Regions from separate parts of the Homo sapiens genome. Here region 2 is linked to region 1. The links are chromatin loops, found by intact Hi-C in ENCODE. Cell type or tissue: endothelial cell of umbilical vein. All regions are shown on one strand. Each heading gives the region's core, and the rest is flanking DNA. Links, peaks and the distances in the headings are about the cores only.

Evidence for each region. A loop is a pair of places that touch in the nucleus more often than their neighbours do. Peaks named below come from ENCODE experiments on the same cell type or tissue, not always from the same donor. Only the 100,000 strongest peaks of a DNase experiment are listed, where the experiment ranks them.
Region 2: it touches region 1 in a loop (3-fold over the local background); 3 of 110 quality-filtered maps call a loop at or near these places.

Annotation. Positions count from the first base shown.
Region 1 is chr6:125,309,311-125,319,881 of GRCh38, reverse strand. No RefSeq gene overlaps it. Among named protein-coding and RNA genes, the nearest start is that of HDDC2, 13 kb to the right of the region's middle. In endothelial cell of umbilical vein, for the core only: a CTCF peak has its summit at 5,595; a DNase peak (open chromatin) is centred at 5,561; H3K27me3 peaks cover 1,169 bases.
Region 2 is chr6:125,607,026-125,617,596 of GRCh38, reverse strand. The region is part of intron 4 of HEY2-AS1 (HEY2 antisense RNA 1); the gene reads left to right. Among named protein-coding and RNA genes, the nearest start is that of LINC02523, 62 kb to the left of the region's middle. In endothelial cell of umbilical vein, for the core only: no CTCF peak of the experiment used is centred there; a DNase peak (open chromatin) is centred at 5,636; H3K27ac peaks cover 1,060 bases; H3K27me3 peaks cover 188 bases.

The DNA.
Region 1 (10,571 bases), core at 2,727-7,726:
GAGAGTTTTTAGCATGAAGGGTTGTTGAATTTTGTCAAAGGCTTTTTCTGCATCTATTGAGATAATCATGTGGTTTTTGTCTTTGGCTCTGTTTATATGCTGGATTACATTTATTGATTTGCGTATATTGAACCAGCCTTGCATCCCAGGGATGAAGCCCACTTGATCATGGTGGATAAGCTTTTTGATGTGCTGCTGGATTCGGTTTGCCAGTATTTTATTGAGGATTTTTGCATCAATGTTCATCAAGGATATTGGTCTAAAATTCTCTTTTTTGGTTGTGTCTCTGCCCGGCTTTGGTATCAGAATGATGCTGGCCTCATAAAATGAGTTAGGGAGGATTCCCTCTTTTTCTATTGATTGGAATAGTTTCAGAAGGAATGGTACCAATTCCTCCTTGTACCTCTGGTAGAATTCGGCTGTGAATCCATCTGGTCCTGGACTCTTTTTGGTTGGTAAACTATTGATTATTGCCACAATTTCAGAGCCTGTTATTGGTCTATTCAGAGATTCAACTTCTTCCTGGTTTAGTCTTGGGAGAGTGTATGTGTCGAGGAATGTATCCATTTCTTCTAGATTTTCTAGTTTATTTGCGTAGAGGTGTTTGTAGTATTCTCTGATGGTAGTTTGTATTTCTGTGGGATCGGTGGTGATATCCCCTTTATCATTTTTTATTGTGTCTATTTGATTCTTCTCTCTTTTTCTCTTTATTAGTCTTGCTAGCGGTCTATCAATTTTGTTGATCCTTTCAAAAAACCAGCTCCTGGATTCATTGATTTTTTGAAGGGTTTTTTGTGTCTCTATTTCCTTCAGTTCTGCTCTGATTTTAGTTATTTCTTGCCTTCTGCTAGCTTTTGAATGTGTTTGCTCTTGCTTTTCTAGTTCTTTTAATTGTGATGTTAGGGTGTCAATTTTGGATCTTTCCTGCTTTCTCAGAAAGAAGTTTTTTTTTCAACAAAGATTTTATTTTATAATTATAAAAAATGTCATATGCTCTTTGGGAATAACGTTGAAAAATTAATCTCCCAGAGATTTGTTATATCAAATCTCCCTGAGCCCCAAACAATGAAAAATCAACCAAAATTCCACTGACCAAGATCATGACTATAAATATTTTATTGTACTTTTGTAAGCTAAAATCAGTGCCAGCCACTCAATTATAGCTTCTCATTTCAACTAATATTTAAATAATTATTCTCCCTTATTATTAAGAATCTTTGGAAGCATTAATTTTAATAGCTACATAGTATTCAATCATATACATCTACTTGTTAACAATTTACTTAACAGTGACTCTGTTAGTCTCATTTTGTTTGGGGCCTTTGTTTTTTCGTATTCTTTGGCTTTGCTTTTATTTTTGATCTGATGAACTATATTGTATTTATTTTCTTATCTTGCCTGGAATATAATATTATGTATATGTATAGTTAAAACATTTCTATAGGCTGGGCGCGGTGGCTCACGCCTGTAATCCCAGCACTTTGGGAGGCAGAGGCCGGCGGATTACAAGGTCAAGCAACTGAGACCATCCTGGCCAATGTGGTGAAACCCCATCTCTACTAAAATTACAAAAATTAGCTGGGCATGGTGACGCACACCTGTAGTCCCAGCTACTTGGGAGGCTGAGGCAGAAGAATTGCTTGAACCCAGGAGGCGGAGGTTGTAGTGAGCCGAGATCGCGCAACTGCACTCCAGCCTGGACAACAAAGCAAGCAAGACTCCATCTCAAAAAAAAAATTCTATAATTCATATACATACATAAAATATAAGAAGAAGGATATGAAGTCAAAGAGGTAGACCATTATGAAGGTTCTGCTATACTGCTTTCTAAAATTGTGGATCTAGTTGAAACACCATATTCTCATTCCATGTCCCCCACAAGCACGGAATACTATCATTTGTTTGAATATTTGATAACTGAAAAGTAAATGTGGCATCCCATTATTATAACTTGTACTTACAAGGAAAGCAATTTAAATAAATGGAATCATGCCACATTTTTAATTGAAATGTACTAAAAGATCATTTTATCTGATTGTTAAAAATACATCCAGCCTGGCCAACACAGTGAAACCCCGTCTCTACTAAAAATACAAAAAATTAGCCGAGCATTGTGGCAGGCATCTATAATTCCAGCTACTTGGGAGGCTGATGCAGGAGAATCGCTTGAACCTAGGAGGTGGAGGTTGCAGTGAGCCTAGATTGCACCATTGCACTCCAGCCTGGGCAACAAGAGTGGAACTCCGTCTCAAAAAAAAAAAAGAAAAAAAAATACATCCTGACTTTCAATCAGTGGTAAATACATGATACATACCTCTGAATTTCCTTTGTTCTTAAACATTTTATTTTACTTATTGCTACTTTTTTTAAAAACAGAGATGAGGTCCTACCATTTTGCCCAGGCTGCTGTCGAACTCCTAGGCTTAGGCAATAATCCTTTCATCTCAGCCTCCCAAGGTGTATTGCTACTTTTAAAAATTCAGAGTTAGAGATGTCATTGGTTTGGTTCACAGAAAAGGCAGACTTTTGATTGCGTATCTAAAATTGGAAACTGAGTTCAAATAATTCCATTTTATAGTTGAAAACTCCATTTTTAGACACCAAAATTTAATTCTTTAATAGTCACAGTGGTCTCACACTAGCTGGAATTATTATTTTTTATCCTCAAAACTTATCTCAATTTTGCTTTACATTTATGGCATTTTATTTTTATTATACATTGTTTTTCAAAGTATTGTATGCTATATTCTTATTTTTTTAAACTCAAACCTAATTTTTGGTAGGATTCTACGAGCATTTCGCATTATCATTCAAGCTAATTGTACTTAAAAACAAACAAACAAAGAAAACAGGTATGAGGATTACCAGCTTGAAGGCAGACTCGCTCGCTAGAAAAGTGTCCACATAACCAACTTTAGCAGGATGTGGGATTTTTGCCATTGACTTTTTTCCATTCATGGTCTTACTTGTGAACAGTGTAAGTGAAATGAGCTGGTTGGTGGTCTGCGCCTGTCCGGTCATTGCTGGGAAACCGTCAGGATTACAATGGTCCTTTGTTGGCTGGCTTGGCAGCTATGCCAGGAGCTGAATGGGCCACTGAGACTGAACTAGTTACGATGACTGCTCTGTCCTCTCAAACAACCAGAAGCCCTCCCCGTCTCTTAGCCCGGCCACACTGAGATGACAGCATGGATGTGGAGATGCTCCAGTTGCCCCCACCAATATGCTTCACCGAACTGCTTAATGGAAAATTCTGGCTTTCTGATGGTCACTCTCAAATTCAGGAAGAGCGCCAATCTCACCAGAAACTTGCAAAAGAATGTAGAAAAGCAAGATAAAAAGTAAATCACAAAAAAAACTGGTATGATGGTGTGCTAATCAATCTCACTGAAATCGCTTAGTGATTGTTAGCTAAATAGCTGAGAGGAGGGAGAATAAAAGATGAAAAAAAAAATCAGAAAAAATAAAAAATTTAAAAAAAGCTCCTGGAGACAGGCAGCCCAAAAGTCTGATCTGACCAATTTAGGTCATAGTGAATTTTTATTTGTTGGTTTTTGTCATATTAGATCTCCCAGAGTCTAGATTTTTAACTTTATATGCATCCCCTACTGACAGAGAGAAGGAAACTGAAGATTATGAAGCACGTAGGATAAAAAGATGATTAAATATAAAACAAGTTGCTTTCTCTTCTAACAGCTTTCTGCTCACCCAGACTTCTGGTTTTATTTAAAAAGCCACTGCCTTTGGAAACACATAGGGTCTTTTCAATAGGAAAAGATCAAATGATGTTAATCAGGCCATGAGGCCTAATGCTTTAATGCAACTGTCTCTTTACATTATACACATTCCAGCTCTATAAGGGGGAATGATTTTTATCCTAGAATTTCTTTTTTTCTCCTTCTTCTTTTCCTCCCCCTCCTCCTCCTTCTCTGTCTCTCGCTTTAAATCTTGTTTGACCAATCCGTACAGAATATGCTTGCTTCTATAATTCTTCCTTTCCAATCCCCAACAAGGAACAATCTATTGTGTCTTACAATGAAGAAAGACAAGATGATGGGACAATGCATCCCTCTTCTCTTTTCCACGTTCCTCGCATTTTTGGTTGCTCATTTTAGCCTACATTTCAATGCACTGCACGTAGCCCAGGCTTCTGTCTTCTCATCACCTTTTCTCCTCCTCAGCTATTGGTTCTGCCTGATGGATTCAGTTCCATTTAACTACAGATGTAAATGCATTTACAGCTGTTCTCAATAGCTTTTTTTGAGCCAGTCTTTTCTTCAAGAACACAACCATCATAGTTTGAATTCTGTGGCATGTTAAGCCTGAAGATGCAAATATTGAGGGGTTGGGGGAGAAGATGCGTAATAATTGTCTTCAGATATTTGACCTGCCACCCTGTTGATGTAGGATTAAACTTCTATAGGAATATAGAGCCATTGGAGCAGTGATTCTGAAAGAGGGGCATGTGGTAAGTAGAGTCACTTGGGGACTTCCTCAGGTTATAATTCCTTTCTCTGCTGAGATGCTCATGTGCCTGCTGTAGAGTGCCACTGTTACAATGGGAATGTGATCTATTTCCTAGGAGCATTAGGATGGAAAAATTGAGAGAACTAGAGAAGTGTGCTATAAATTCCACAAGATCAGGTAAACTACATATAACTTCCTCACCTTTTTATTTGTAAGCCCTCACAAGGACTGGCACATGGCAGATGCTCAAAAAAATCTTAAAGTATTGTCTTGTTTATGAATTAAAATTTAAAACTTCAGGGAAACAAATTTTGTTTTAATATAAGGATTATCTAATAATTTGAAGCATTGTCCAAGGTGAGTTGTCATGACAGACAGAAACTGGGGGTACTGGTATATCCATGGAGAGTTGACCCGATCTATGGGACTAACAGAAGGGCAGCCAGTTTGTCCCCAGGCCAAGAGAAAACCCTAACATGTTTTATTTCATGGCCGTGAAAAGATTCATGATTCGGAGGGTATAAAGAGATGCATCCTATCATATCATCAGTTTAAATCAGGGAAACAAATCCTTATGCCTTGCTTTCTGAGGATTCTATGTTAATTTGAACTACAGTTTATTAAATTCTAAATTTCAAATTTCTATGTATAACAATTTGGGGTTTATTACTAAGAATAATACTTGTACCTTTGAAAGTCTCTGAGTACTTGGGTCTCTTTCTCTAGAGCTCTACATGAATGCTGGTACATATCAGCACAAAGATGCCTTCTGCCTGCAGACAGCAAAACCTTTTAACCTCACCTCTTTGCCGTAGTAATTTGGAAACCAAATTTGGAAAAAGCTTGATAGTGGCGCACAACAAAGTCCAACATTTTCTTGAAACATTGGAAGTCTTTTGAGGTTTTGCCCTCTTCCTCTTCCTTTTTCCTGCTCCTTTGTAATTCTAAATGAAATTCATCATCCAAGGGAATGGGGTATGGTGATAACAATTTTTGATATCAATGTATTGCACAGTCATTTGCACTGAACATCTGTGGCCTATTATAAGGAAGTCATAAAGTGGGAAGCCTCCACCAGCGTTGATGTGAGGATATTTTGGTCAAGAGCGCCACCTCTCAGCAGCGAATCAAAGTGGCCCCCTGTGGGCCAAAATCAGAGGAACCATTGGCCAGCGGAAGAGTGAATAATCTAGTCACTAGTATTTTCTCACGGCTCTTCACCCAATTACCTTTTTATTAAACAGTGAGAAAGTGCCTGAGACTGTACATCGTGTCGGTTTTAGTGGAAGCACACGGGAGGTGGATAAATCTGGGCTCTGAAAAATAGCCCTGAGTGTTCTGTGTCAATAAAAATCTACTACTAAAAGACGGCAATGGAAAATTCTTAGCTACTTATTTTAAAATGTAGATCCTTACAGAGTAAAACAAGTCTTCAGACTTTATCGAGGTTAAGAATTATTCCTTAGCATTTTAGAGATCTTAGAGTTCTTCTAAGCCCTTTTGTTATAGGTGAGGAATGTGGGGTTCAGAGTGGTGCAATGACTTCTAAGACTCCCCTATTGACTCTCCAGCCACTGACTGCTGCCCTCAGGCCCTTTCTTTTGAACTCTTTTTTTTGGATTCCCAGGATTTTACAGCTTAGAGGGTACCAGAAAATTGAGACTAAATAAAAACTAATTGTGATATCTTAGACTGTATCTGAATAGAGATTTTATCTTTATACATTTGTTGCATGTGGCTAGTGCAAATAAAGTACAAATCTCTCTATCCATAACACACACAAAACACAGATGTTGATTTCTGGATAAACTTATGTAAATCACTACACATGTGTCTGAATTTATTCATGCAAAAATTTTGAAAAAGCAGTTTTAGATTCTCCTTTATAGGGAGCTTTAAAGTGATTTAAAATATACACCTGTACGTATTAATATGATTTGATGTTCATACGATATTTTCTAAGTAACTTGTCTTTGTTTTTTTTCCTGAGACAGGATCTCACTCTGTCACCCAGGCTGGAGTACAGTGGTGCGATCTCAACTTACTGCAACCTCCGCCTCCCGGTTCAAGCGATTCGCCTGCCTCTGCCTTGTGAGTAGCTGGGACTACAGGCATGCACCACCATGCGCAGCTAATTTTTGTATTTTTAGTGGAGATGGGGTTTTATCATGTTAGCCAGGCTGGTCTCAAACTCATAACCTCAAGTGATCCACCCACCTCGGCCTCCCAGTGCTGGGATTACAGGTGTGAGCCACTGCACCTGGCCACTTGCCTAACTTTTAACAGAGACTTTTGGAGATAATGTCATGTTCTGAGTGACATGGAGGAAATTTTACCTCATTTTTTTTTTTTTTTTTTTTTTTTTTTTACTGTGAAGTGGTATTGCTGTCACAGGAAAAAGGCAGTAGGCTAAGGATGAGAACACTTAGGTTCAAGTTCAGGGTCAGCCACTTAGTAGCTCTGTGGTTTAACCCAAGTCACTTAAACTCTCCTGGGGTGTGTGTGTCTGTGTCTGTGTGTGTGCATGTTAGAGGGCGGGTGTGGTAATAAGAAAATCTAAACTGCCTTTCTCATTGGATTGTTCTTAGCATCAAATTCAATAATGTACTTGAAACTTCTTTGAAACATAAATCAAGTTTAAGTTAGTATTACAATGGCCAGAGCATTTGCTCACCACCATGTAGCATGCCAAGTGGAGGCAGTGTATTTAAAGGTTAAAAGCCAAGTTCTTTGATCTGCCAGTTTGGATGGAATCCCAGCTTCACCACTCACTGGCTGTGTGACCTCTGGTGAGTGCTGAACCTGCCTAAGTTCAACATCCTGATGGAATACGAATGTAGTATTACACATATCTTGTTGGGTTGTTATAAGTACAGTGATGCATGCAAGACATGAAGTGGGAGGTCAAGCCCATAACACGTCAATGTTAGTTTGTCTTCACATTATGAGATTCCTGGCTCTTGCTTTTCCTGGGGTTCTGGGGGATAATCAGTCTAGGAGAGTTTGGCCTGTTAGCCTTTGAAACGTTTACTTAGATCTCCTTTACTTATTTACAGAGCTAAGACGTCACCTCAAATAACATAGGACAAATTAATGTGTCATGAAACAAAATCATCTTCAGCAAAGATTCAAGAGTTTGAGGGCTAAACCCGAGAATATATATTTTTTATTCTAACTTCCTCACTCTCATCTTCAGAGCTATGTCCCTTTCAGAAAAATTCTACTTCAAGAGAAGATTTGGTTTCAGGATGTCTCCTGGACTGGAGGCATGTACCTAGTAAGTGTCCCCAATAATTTCAGACCCTTTATAAACTTGATGGATTTCATATATAACTCATTGTTTTGTATTACAAATAATTTGGTTCACTTACTCTATTTTCCCTTTCCAATTTTGAACTTCACGAAGGGTTAGACTTTTTCTGTCTTTTCTCACTATACCTAATATTTAAGTCACATGAATGATTCAAAGATCATTAATGCTCTGACATTATGTAAGCTTAGACTCCTGTTGTGTCTCACTTACCTTCTCATTGGGCATCTTTGAAAAGTTTGCTTTAATTCTCTGAATCTCAGCTTCTTTGCTCACAAAATGAAGGCAACCTTACTGAGTGCTGATGAATTTGGGAAATAATACCTGGAAAGCCCCCAGTACAAAAATAAAAGCCTTCAATTAAAGTTCCCTATTTATTTTTTACAAATAAAAAAAAAATTCAGGCTTTGGGGGATTGTTGCAGAAAAAAAGGGCCAAGTACAGTGGCTCATGCCTGTAATCCCAGGACTTTGGTAGGCTGAGGCAGGATGATCGCTTGCGGCCAGGAATTTGAGACCAGCCTGGAAAACATAGTGGGAACTCATCTCTACAAATTAAAAAGCTCACTATTAGTATTTGTCTTCTTTAAGTTGTCTGTTATGGTTATTACCAGTACGATGGCCTTCATCTCTATGCGTATGCCTAAGTATTGGCTCAGATTCCCAAGAATGAAAGAAACACGTGGGAAAGGAGGAAAAAAAACACAGGAGCATGTTGAAAGCAGATCCCTTTTGCTAAACCCAAATCAGCCAACACAGAACAATAAATGTATTCCGTGGTCCAGAAGAGAAGGCGCAGCAGGTTTCAGGAGTCTGATAAAAGAGAATACTAATGAGATGGTGCCACTTAGTGGTAGTATTCTAATACTACAGGTGGCTGCTTAGTAAAGCAGTGAGGAGTTCATGGCCAAAGATGCCTCCATGTGTTTTCCCTGTTGTCTTTATTGAGTAGGTGGGAAGAGAGGCACAATGTTTCCACACTCTTCTCTCTAACCTGCCCTGAGAGGTGCCATGGACAGCACCCATGATCTGTTTAGCAGTGCTTTGCAGCTTTGCATGCTACTCCTATGTCATAGTTAGATCCTATCTGTGCATATAAATTAGCTCATTAGCAACTCATCAGCAATTAACTAATATATTAATCAATCAAAAATAACCAAGAATGATGAGATTCTTCTTGACATTTGCAAGTTAAAATGTGACCTTGATCACCATTCAGAATTCTCTTTCCCCAGTCTGAAAAGAAAGGCCGGCGGGGTGGGTGGTGGGGAATGCTTATCGTTAATTATGAAAGCATAAGGAACAATGTTTTATCTGATGGTGGCTTCTGCAGCTACTTGCTGACAATTATCTTTTACATTCAATGGTGTGGCATGAGAAGTCCTAAAGTGCTCTACAGACATTATCTGATTCAGTCCTGAATCCCTAGGAAAGAGAAAATGAGCAGATTTAATTATCCTTGTACTTTATAGTAGAATCTATGGAGGGAAACTAAGCCCACAAATAGGGAAAAAATCCAATAGCCCAAGTATAAAGCCGTGTGTCCTTCAACTGTGAGGGAATCTTGTTTTAAAGGTTAGAATTTTAGAATTAGAAGCATTTTTAAAATTAGATGGTCCCGCTCCTTCTTTTATAGATGACAAATAGTTCTATGTTTATCTCACTCAGCTTTTGGTGATTTTGTGTTTTAACACTGATTGCCATGTTTGGTTTTGTTACAGAATGATCTGGCTCTATTAACAAGTCAGGCTATAAAACACCTTCTACAATGTGTCATTTATTGGGAGAGAGTGGGCCTGGGAGAGAATTAGAAACAGCTGAGGGCACATACAGGCCCATTGTGGCTCCTGTTTTAAAGGCAGTTTAAAAGCTCAAATGAAGAGAGAATGGGGAGAAACAGAAAGTTAGAACAGAACAGATGTTGTTCAGCTGTGGCTCTGGCAATAGATGTGCCCGGGCCTTAGAGACAAGGAAGAACCATCTCTGGCAGTATAACATGCTTTCTCCCCAACTCCCTGCCACCCCTAGCCTCACCTGGACATGGGAGAAGACAGGGACAGGAGTGTCACAATTCTGAATATGCTTGCTTTATAGAAATGTCACAACCCAGCTGGACACAGTGGCTCACGCCTGTAATCCCAGCACTTTAAGAGGCCGAGGTGGGCGGATCACGAGGTCAAGAGATCGAGACCATCCTGGCCAACATGGTGAAACCCCGTCTCTACTAAAAATACAAAATTAACCGGGCAAGGTGGTGCATGCCAGCTACTCAGGAGGCTGAGGCAGGAGAATCACTTGAACCTGGGAGGTGGAGGTTGCGGTGAGCCAAGATCGCATCATTGCACTCCAGCCTGGGCAACAAGAGCAAAACTCCATCTTTAAAAAGAAATGTCACAACCCTTGGACCAGCAGCATCTATTTTTATGGAACTTGGGAAACATCTCCCAAATAGATTGGTTTTTTGAGACAGAGTCTCACTCTGTCACCCAGGCTGGAGTCCAATGTTGAGATCTCAGCTCACTGCAACCTCCACCTCCTGGGTTGAAGCAATTCTCCTGCCTCAGCCTCCCAAGTAGCTGGGATTACAGGCGCCTGCCACCATGTCCAGCTAATTTTTTGTATTTTTAGTAGAGACAGGGTTTTGCCATGTTGGCCATGCTGGTCTCAAACTCCTGACCTCAGGTGATCCACCCACCTCGGCCTCCCAAAGTGCTGGGATTTCAGTGTGAGCCATCGCGCTCAGGTAAATGAACAACTTTGAGATCCTGATTTGTGATGCTCTACAAACACCTGAT
Region 2 (10,571 bases), core at 2,550-7,549, 300 kb before region 1:
ACCTCCAAAGATTACACAGCCATTCAGTATCAGAGCTTTCTCTTGTTATCAGTAGCAGCAATAATATTTTTTTAACTTGTTAAAGCTCTGTGCTAAAATTTTGAAAAAAATAAATGGTGGAAGTACCACCATCATTAGCATTAACATATTTTGAAAAAAGTTAATGGTACACATGAGAAGATAGTGTAACTGTATTCATTTCCAGGTCTAAAAGATATGAAATACAGATTAAGGGCTTCAAGGTCACCCCCAGAAGAATCAAGTATTTTGATATATATTACCACCCATTTTTCTACTTGATAAAGAGATCAAATGTTTGATTACTTACATACATGAACTCCCAAAAATTATTACTTTGGATCTTTTATTTTCTGGATTGGCTGAGTGTTCTTTTTTTTTTTTTTAAGTTATGTTTTGCTAGTTTTAAAATTTCATAAGCAAATATCATAGCCTGTATAGGTATTGAAAAACAGCCATTTAGGTGACTTACAGTCATCCCATTCAGACACAAGCAAAGAGGGCAACTTCCTAAAGCTGAAGATAACCTTTCTGTGAAGGGTATTTCAGAACTCTGGAACAGACAAAGCTGTTATAATATAGACGTCATTGCTTGTGGGCGCTGGCAAGGTCAAATTAGATAGAAATTGATACCACACAAAATTTACTGATTTTTCTTACATGTTAAAAATGAAACAAATTAATATTATGTTACTAGATTATAATAGAAGTTTATAAACAATTAGTACGTAAGAAAGACATAACGTTGGGGGAGCTTTTCTTAATTAGTTGATGAGCATGACGCAGTCAAGTTCCTAAGTCCTTCCTCCCAGCCCCACTCATGTAGTATTCGTTGAGAACAAATACTTGTTCTCCTGGGACTGTGGTCTGAGAAGGAGGCAAACTAGACATGACACCCACCTGCCTCCCACAGTGGGGAAGAGGCCAGTGGCAGAGCTCTGTGTTCCAAGGATCTCCATGTCCTTCCAATTCTTGCCAGCAAGATTAAAGAAGGAGGGTGGGATAAAGCAACTAGAATGTTCATGTTATAGTCAGAATGAATAAAATGGCTTTAAATTTCCCAGAGAAAAAGACAACTTTTTCATCTGAGTTGGAGGGTCAATGTCCCAAGCTCAATGTCTTCATAGATGCTTTAGGAGAGGGGCTGTGAATTTCTTCTATAATAAACCCTGTCAAGTCCAGCTGTCTTTAGCTTTCTCCTATCCACCTAAGGTGGGGCCTGAGAAGCTATTAGGGATCCTATTTTCACTTCCTTTCAAAGATAGGAAACAGAGTGCTAAATTGAACATGAAAATCAGGGGGAAGTGTGGCTCCATTTATGAGATTTTTATGGCCATCTTAGGGAAAATATTGAGTACACTTTTAATGCAGTTAAAGACAATTGGTTGGCAACAGAAAGTCAATTCGAATAAGAATTCAGCCCAATTAAAGGAGATGTAAAAAGTAGTTCTAGCTTTGAGTGTGGAAAACTTTGTATTGGAGAAATTATTATAGACAGGCTCTTGATCTGTATCTGTATTTTAGAAGACGCGATTAATTATTAAGATGATGAACAAAATAACAAAACATTAAAAATGACACATGTGCTAAATAGAAATCCACCCCCCCAAAATAAGTATTTGGTTAAAATATACAGATAGGTTAAGGCTTTAATACTAATACATTTTGGCAGCAGTAAAGTCATGCATTATAACTTGGCATGCAGTGCTATTTTAAGCCATCTCATTACAAAAGGACTTCAAAAAAATGTGTCAGAGAAAGAAAAGATCTACAGGAACCGAGAAAGCAACAAATTCCCTCTTTTGGCATCACTCTGTCTCCAGATCTCTGAAGTTTGAGTCTGGGAAGAGGGAACAGGAAGATGGTGGATTCCACTTGCCACAGAGCTACAGAGAAAAGAAAGCTGACCTCAGAGCCTCATAGTTCTGAAGAAGGACTCCAGGGCTCTAACAGCTCCCTCATGGTACTTTTGTTGTTCAGTTTCTCCCTGTATCCCTTTATCCGGGTTGTCATTTTCACTCTCCTTAGACCCAATTGATGATTTCAATGATTTCTCCACAATAATCCTTGGGTCCTGGTTCTGATCAGCAGACTAGATGTTTGTTTCATTTTTCAGATTTTCCCTTGATTGGTTCCTGGTTCCCAGTCTCCATATTTTGCATTTTTTTAAAAAAACAGCATTTTCCATATGCCATATCAATCCTATAATTGACCCAAGTTCTTTTATATTTGATTACACCACTGAAAGCAATGCTAGTGTTATTTACACTCTTTTTAAAAAGTGTATGTTTTATTTGGGTGTTTGTATTCCAGTGCAGCTAAAATCCTTGAATTTGTGGTGTCCATAAATGGGCAGACCATCTGAATGATTAGATAATAATTTCTATCCATGCATTATTCTTATTTGAAGATCCAGTGGCCCACATTCAATATTCACAAATTCTAATTTCCCAAACTAGAGGGTTTATAGACCGAATCATTGACAATTTCAACTTTTTACAGGTACTTCTTTTTGCTTCTGTTTAAATGTATGTTTGGTCTGGCAGTAAATTTTTAAAAAAAAACTATCACCATCAAAAATATTTAATAAGTGCAATCACTTGGCACAAACATTGCTTTTTGTTACTTGGAGTAGAAAATAGGTTTTACTGATGGAAACAGTTACAGAACCAGAATTTTAGAATAAGAAGGAATTTTTGAGCAGCTGGTTTTTCATATTTCAAATGAGGAAACTGATAGGAAATAAATTGTCTTGTTATTTCTCAGTGTTTTGGTTAAGAATGAAGGTAGACTTGTCCAGGTTTATACAGTCATTAGCATCAGAGCTGAAACTAGAACAAATCCTCCAGACTCTCAGTCCAGCATTCCACCTCAACAGTGAAACAGGCAATGAATTCATTAGTCAAACATGTTATCTTTCTATATAAGCAGAGGAATGGAGAGGGAAATGACTGTAGGTGGATGTGTGAATAGTGGGGCAAGAAGGTAGATAACTAAATTTCTTTTTTTTTTTTTTGAGACAGAGTCTTGCTCTGTCATCCAGGCTGGAGTGCAGTGGCGCGATCTCGGCTCACTGCAAGCTCCACCTCCCGGGTTCACGCCATTCTCCTGCCTCAGCTCCCGAGTAGCTGGGACTATAGGCACCCGCCACCACGCCTGGCTAATTTTTTGTATTTTTAGTAGAGACAGGGTTTCACCCAGTTAGCCAGGATGGTCTCGATCTCCTGACCTCGTGATCTGCCCACCTCAGCCTCCCAAAGTGCTGGGATTACAGGCGTGAGCCACCGCACCCGGCCTCTTCCGTTTTTTTTTTCTGTGAATAAAGTAGATTTCTGAACTCACTTTAGGTGTCATCTTGACTGTGTTTAGGAAATTGAATGATAAAAGATCATGTAACACTATGTGGGAGCTGCGGTGGCTCCAGCCAGTTGTCCTGGCACACAAGGAGGAAAGGCTATGCGTTCGAGGCCAACCTGGGCAAAATTGAAAAAAAAAAAAAAAACACTATGTTCATATAAGTCTATCTAGGTTTGATACTCAAGTTGAAACCGTGTTAGTTTTCCTCGGAAGTATATTCAAGCAAAATAAATTTTCTGTTAATTCTTCTTCTGGTGTTGATTTAAGAGGAAGCAGAAGTGAGCTTACACTGACAAACTGATTAATAGCAACTGCTTTTCCAACAAAGAAATCTGTTGCTTAATCAGAAATTTAGTAGTGGTAGAGGAAAAATGGTTGTCCAAAAAGACATGACTCTCCAATGACACCTACCCATCTTCCAGATACAGGTTAAATGCAACTTTACCACTTATGTAAGCACTACCTGAATTTCACATGCATTGAGATTTCAAAACAACTCTAAATCTTTTCCTCCAGCACTATCCTCCTCACATTCTTAGACTTTATTTTAGCTCCCTTTTCAATCACCATGAATTGGAAACTCACAACTCTCACAGGTCATGTTCAGGAATAACAGCTATGAGGGACGAAAGTCTCAGGCCTTCATCTTGGTCCAAGTTCAAGTGAACACAGGATCATACGAACAAGAGTGAAGGCCAGAGGTTTACAGAGAAAGCATCCAGAACAAAGTAAGCTGAGCTTCCCTAGCGGTTCCTTTGGGCTGATCACATGTCTATAAGTAAATTTTAAAAAAACAAAGCCAGGTTTCAGGGTATTAAGTAGATAAAATGGGTACAATTTTAACCAAAATTATTATGCATCAGAGCTCATGAGCTATTGCTATTTGACAAAGCAGCTGTGGTTTCAAGTAATGGCCAACTGGCAGCTATATGCACTTTCCATGGTATGAGTTGATTTTCAATAGTGATCTATTAGCCAATCCTTTCTTTGATGGAAAAAATACAAACAGTCAAAAACCACTCTGTGGGGTGTGTGTGTGTAACGTGAACGGCTATATAATTTGTGTATGTTTAGGGGATGAGTTGACAGGGACAAGAAAAGGACTTTATTACAGGCAGTCTCTGTTGTTGTGAGGATGATGTGTTGATTATCCCTATGTTCAAATTTTATGAGTCTCAAATAAATTCATGTTATAACCTTAGGCTCTTAAAAAATGTTTTAATGTAAATTATTTTTAAAAACTGAGCTGATTTAAAAACTGTCATAAAATACAGGATGCCTAGTTAAATATGTGTCAGATAAACAACAACAAATTTTTAGTATAAGTTTATCCTAAACATTGCATGAGATATACTAAAATTGTATCATTGTTTAGTTGAAACTCAGATTTAACTGAGTATCCTAAATTTTTATTTGCTAAATGTGGTAACCAAATAACTAAGTAAATGTACAGAAGTCATTCCTTCAAAAATCATTTAGTACAGCATAGCTAGATTGTGCTATTTAAAAGTAAGGGAGCTGTTTCAACAACACTTGAAATAGCTACGATCTGCTGTTGTGTCAACACCAAAAAGCTCATGTGCCTGATTCTTGTCTCTTGTTTATTTTATTAAACAATACCACTGCAAAACCCTTGCAGTTATATGTATTTGCTTTGAAAAAGGATGCCACATTTTAGCTATTGCCTTGTCCTTGGAGACAAAAGCTCTGAAAAAATTAGGACCACGTTTGAATCCTAGATACATACAAGCCTGCTGTCCAGCAAAATGCAATGTATTGTTTCAAGCTGATTTTTCCCCCTTTTCCTTGAGCGAAAAGTACAGCATCTTAAACTAAAGCACACTTTTGCTCTTGCTTGGTGCCAGCAGCCACAACACACGGCTTTCATCTGGGCTTCAAAGTGTGGCAGAGGGAATCTGGGGGATGGGAGTGGGGAAGAAAGGGAGGGCAAGTTGAATACAAGAAGGGAAACAAACAAACAAAAAAGGAAAATGGGGGTGGGTAAAAGGAGAAATATCCTATCTTTCAAATATCATGTCCCCGTGGCTGGGCTGCGAGATGCAAAGCCTTCAGTTTCACTCCATTGTATATATATATTTTTGTTACTGCCACTTCCCATGCTGGGAAGATTCTTGTCATCTCTCACATATTTTATCCACAGAAAAGGCTGCCCTGCCCTGTGCTTGGTGATTGAGGCTGTGCCCCTGGTGTGCCACTCTATCAGTGGTTCCCAAGGCTGTCTAGCCTGGGAAAAGCTGCATGGACACGTTCCAAAATCAGCATTACATGCATTATTGTTCTTACTCTCCCTGATTAGAGCGCACACAATGAAAACAACAGCAACGGCCTCAATTTCTAACCCTCCTCCCAGCACAAGGCAGTTCTTAGTCTGTTTTTCTTTCTCTAGGTCTTCCTAAAAGTTAACCGCTTCAGTGCTGGTGGGAATCCCAGACCTCACAGCAACTGCCCCGCAAGTTTCTTTGTGATTCTGGGAGCACCAGGGCAGTAGGGAAGCATGCAGTCTTGCCCTTCTTTGGGAAATCTGGGCAGAACTAACTAATAGGGCAAAAAGTCAAAAGCTGCCTGTGGTGCAGCTTAGCGAACTACGGGCATGCATTCCAGGACAGTTCTTCCCAACGCTGAGGTTGGTTAGGCTCTCTCAGTTTCTCCTACATAAAGTGGCGACAGATGTAAAGAGGTGAGGGTCCAGTTGTTTTAACTATTAAAGCTGCAAAAGTCTGTCTGCATTAACCCTCAGTGGGTTTAGTTGTTCAGTCTCAATTATCCATATGAAACTCTTCCTAACCTTCTTTGGAACTTTTGGATAGTATCTTTTGTAAACTTTTGCAGGTATGTGGGAAAATTGGGTGGGGAATGGCAAGTTTTACTTTAAAAGCTACAGGGAAAACCCAAGTCCTGTTTCAATAAACATTACAATGAAAAAACATGTTACCCCAAAAAAAGAAAGAAAAAGGAGACTTCCAACATGCAATTTATGGTTTCTTTATTTAAAAAAAAAGGAGGACACATGACATTCCAGTGTAATTGAAGAATCTGGATGTTCCTTTGGTCTATATTATAAAGTAATTGAGCTGACTGTTATTTTTATTTATTTATTTTTTATTATACTTTAAGTTCTAGGGTACATGTGCACAACGTGCAGGTTTGTTACATATGTATACACGTGCCATGTTGGTGTGCTGCACCCATTAACTCGTCATTTACATTAGGTATATCTCCTAATGCTATCCCTCCCCAATACCCCCACCCCACGACAGGCCCCAGTGTGTGATGTTCCCCTTCCTCTGTCCAAGTGTTCTCATTGCTCAGTTCCCACCTATGAGTGAGAACATGCGGTGTTTGTTTTTTGTCCCTGTGACAGTTTGCTGAGAATGATGGTTTCCAGCTTCATCCATGTCCCTACAAAGGACATGAACTCATCTTTTTTTATGGTTGCATAGTATTCCATGGTGTATATGTGCCACATTTTCTTAATCCAGTCTATCATTGTTGGACATTTGGGTTGGTTCCAAGTCTTTGCTATTGTGAATAGTGTTGCAATAAACATACGTGTGCATGTGTCTTTATAGCAGCATGATTTATAATCCTTTGGGTATATACCCAGTAATGGGATGGCTGGGTCAAATGGTATTTCTAGTTTGAGATCCTTGAGGAATCGCCACACTGTCTTCCACAATGGTTGAAGCAGTTTACAGTCCCACCAACAGTGTAAAAGTGTTCCTATTTCTCCACATCCTCTCCAGCACCTGTTGTTTCCTGACTTTTTAATGTTTGCCATTCTAACTGGTGTGAGATGGTATCTCATTGTGGTTTTGATTTGCATTTCTCTGATGGCCAGTGATGATGAGCATTTTTTCATGTGTCTTTTGGCTGCATAAATGTCTTCTTTTGAGAAGTGTCTGTTCATATCCTTCACCCACTTGTTGATGGGGTTGTTTGTTTTTTTCTTGTAAATTTGTTTGAGTTCTTTGTAGATTCTGGATATTAGCCCTTTGTCAGATGAGTAGATTGCAAAAATTTTCTCCCATTCTGTAGGTTGCCTGTTCACTCTGATGGTAGTTTCTTTTGCTGTGCAGAAATTCTTTAGTTTAATTAGATCCCATTTGTTAATTTTGGCTTTCGTTGCCATTGCCTTTGGTGTTTTAGACATGAAGTCCTTGCCCATGCCTATGTCCTGAATGGTATTGCCTAGGTTTTCTTCTAGGGTTTTTATGGTTTTAGGTCTAACATTTAAGTCTTTAATCCATCTTGAATTAATTTTTGTATAAAGTGTAAGGAAGGGATCCAGTTTCAGCTTTCTCCATATGGCTAGCCAGTTTTCCCAGCACCATTTATTAAATAGGGAATCCTTTCCCCATTGCTTGTTCTTGTCATATTTGTCAAAGATCAGATGGTTGTAGATATGTGGTATTATTTCTCAGGGCTGTGTTCTGCTCCATTGGTCTATATCTCTGTTTTGGTACCAATACCATGCTGTTTTGGTTACTGCAGCCTTGTAGTATAGTTTGAAGTCAGGTAGCATGATGCCTCCAGCTTTGTTCTTTTGGCTTAGGATTGTCCTGGCAATGCGGGCTCTTTTTTGGTTCCATATGAACTTTAAAGTAGCTTCTTCCAATTCTGTGAAGAAGGTCATTGGTAGCTTGATGGGGATGGCATTGAATCTATAAATTACATTGGGCAGTATGGCCATTTTCACGATATTGATTCTTCCTATCCATGAGCATGGAATGTTTTTCCATTTGTTTGTGTCCTCTTTTATTTAGTTGAGCAGTGGTTTGTAGTTCTTGAAGAGGTCCTTCACATCCTTTGTCAGTTGGATTCTTAGGTATTTTATTCTCTTTGAAGCAATTGTGAATGGGAGTTCACTCATGATTTGTCTGTTCTTGGTGTATAAGAATGCTTGTGATTTTTGCACATTGACTTTGTATCCTGAGACTTTGCTGAAGTTGCTTATCAGTTTAAGGAGATTTTGGGCTGAGATGATGGGGTATGAAATGGTAAGTTTCTTAAAGGAGGACTTGTGCTGTTTATATTGTTTCGTGCAGCAAAGTCTCAGGATACAAAATCAATGTGCAAAAATCACAAACATTCTTATACACCAAGAACAGACAAATCATGAGTGAACTCCCATTCACAATTGCTTCAAAGAGAATAAAATACCTAGGAATCCAACTGACAAAGGATGAGAAGGACCTCTTCAAGGAGAACTACAAACCACTGCTCAACTAAATAAAAGAGGACACAAACAAATGGAAAAACATTCCATGCTCATGGATAGGAAGAATCAATATCGTGAAAATGGCCATACTGCCCAATGTAATTTATAGATTCAATGCCATCCCCATCAAGCTACCAAAGACTTTCTTCACAGAATTGGAAGAAGCTACTTTAAAGTTCATATGGAACCAAAAAAGAGCCCGCATTGCCAGGACAATCCTAAGCCAAAAGAACAAAGCTGGAGGCATCACGCTACCTGACTTCAAACTATACTACAAGGCTGCAGTAACCAAAACAGCATGGTATTGGTACCAAAACAGAGATACAGACCAATGGAACAGAACACAGCCCTGAGAAATAATACCACATATCTACAACCATCTGATCTTTGACAAATCTGACAAGAACAAGAAATGGGGAAAGGATTCCCTATTTAATAAATGGTGCTGGGAAAACTGGCTAGCCATATGGAGAAAGCTGAAACTGGATCCCTTCCTTATACTTTATACAAAAATTAATTCAAGATGGATTAAAGACTTAAATGTTAGACCTAAAACCATAAAAACCCTAGAAGAAAACCTAGGCAATACCATTCAGGACATAGGCATGGGCAAGGACTTCATGTCTGAAACACCAAAAGCAATGGCAACGAAAGCCAAAATTAACAAATGGGATCTAATTAAACTAAAGAGTTTCTGCACAGCAAAAGAAACTATCATCAGAGTGAACAGGCAACCTACAGAATGGGAGAAAATTTTTGCAATCTACTCATCTGACAAAGGGCTAATATCCAGAATCTACAAAGAACTCAAACAAATTTACAAGAAAAAAACAAACAACCCCATCAACAAGTGGGTGAAGGATATGAACAGACACTTCTCAAAAGAAGACATTTATGCAGCCAAAAGACACATGAAAAAATGCTCATCATCACTGGCCATCAGAGAAATGCAAATCAAAACCACAATGAGTTACCATCTCACACCAGTTAGAATGGAGATCATTAAAAAGTCAGGAAACAACAGGTGCTGGAGAGGATGTGGAGAAATAGGAACACTTTTACACTGTTGGTGGGACTGTAAACTGCTTCAACCATTGTGGAAGACAGTGTGGCAATTCCTCAAGGATCTCAAACTAGAAATACCATTTGACCCAGCCATCCCATTACTGGGTATATACCCAAAGGATTATAAATCATGCTGCTATAAAGGCACATGCACACGTATGTTTATTGCGACACTATTCAGAATAGCAAAGACTTGGAACCAACCCACATGTCCAACAGTGATAGACTGGATTAAGAAAATGTGGCACATATACACCATGGAATACTATGCAGCCATAAAAAAGATGGGTTCATGTCCTTTGTAGGGACATGGATGAAGCTGGAAACCATCATTCTCAGCAAACTGTCACAGGGACAAAAAAACAAACACCGCATGTTCTCACTCATAGGTGGGAACTGAACAATGAGAACACTTGGACACAGGAAGGGGAACATCACACACTGGGGCATGTCGTGGGGTGGGGGCAGCAGGGAGGGATAGCGTTAGGATATATACCTAATGTAAATGACGAGTTAATGGGTGTAGCACACCAACATAGCACATGTATACATATGTAACAAACCTGCACGTTGTGTACATGTACCCTAGAAGTTAAAGTATAGTTAAAAAAAAAAAAAAGAAATTTACCATTTCAGAAGGAGAGATGAAATCAGCACACAGGTGACCACAACAAACAAAACCATCACTTGCTGCACAGCAGAAGGAGGAATCTTGGAGGCTAAGAGGGAAACATAATTGGAAAGAGAGTGATTGATAGCATCAAATATTGTACAAAGACTGAATGGGAATGAGAACTGATAAAGGGCTAGATAACTTTATTTTTCGTTTGTGCTGATTTCCCTATATTTCCTTTGTTAGTTTGGAATTTACTGATTTTATTTTCATTTGTTC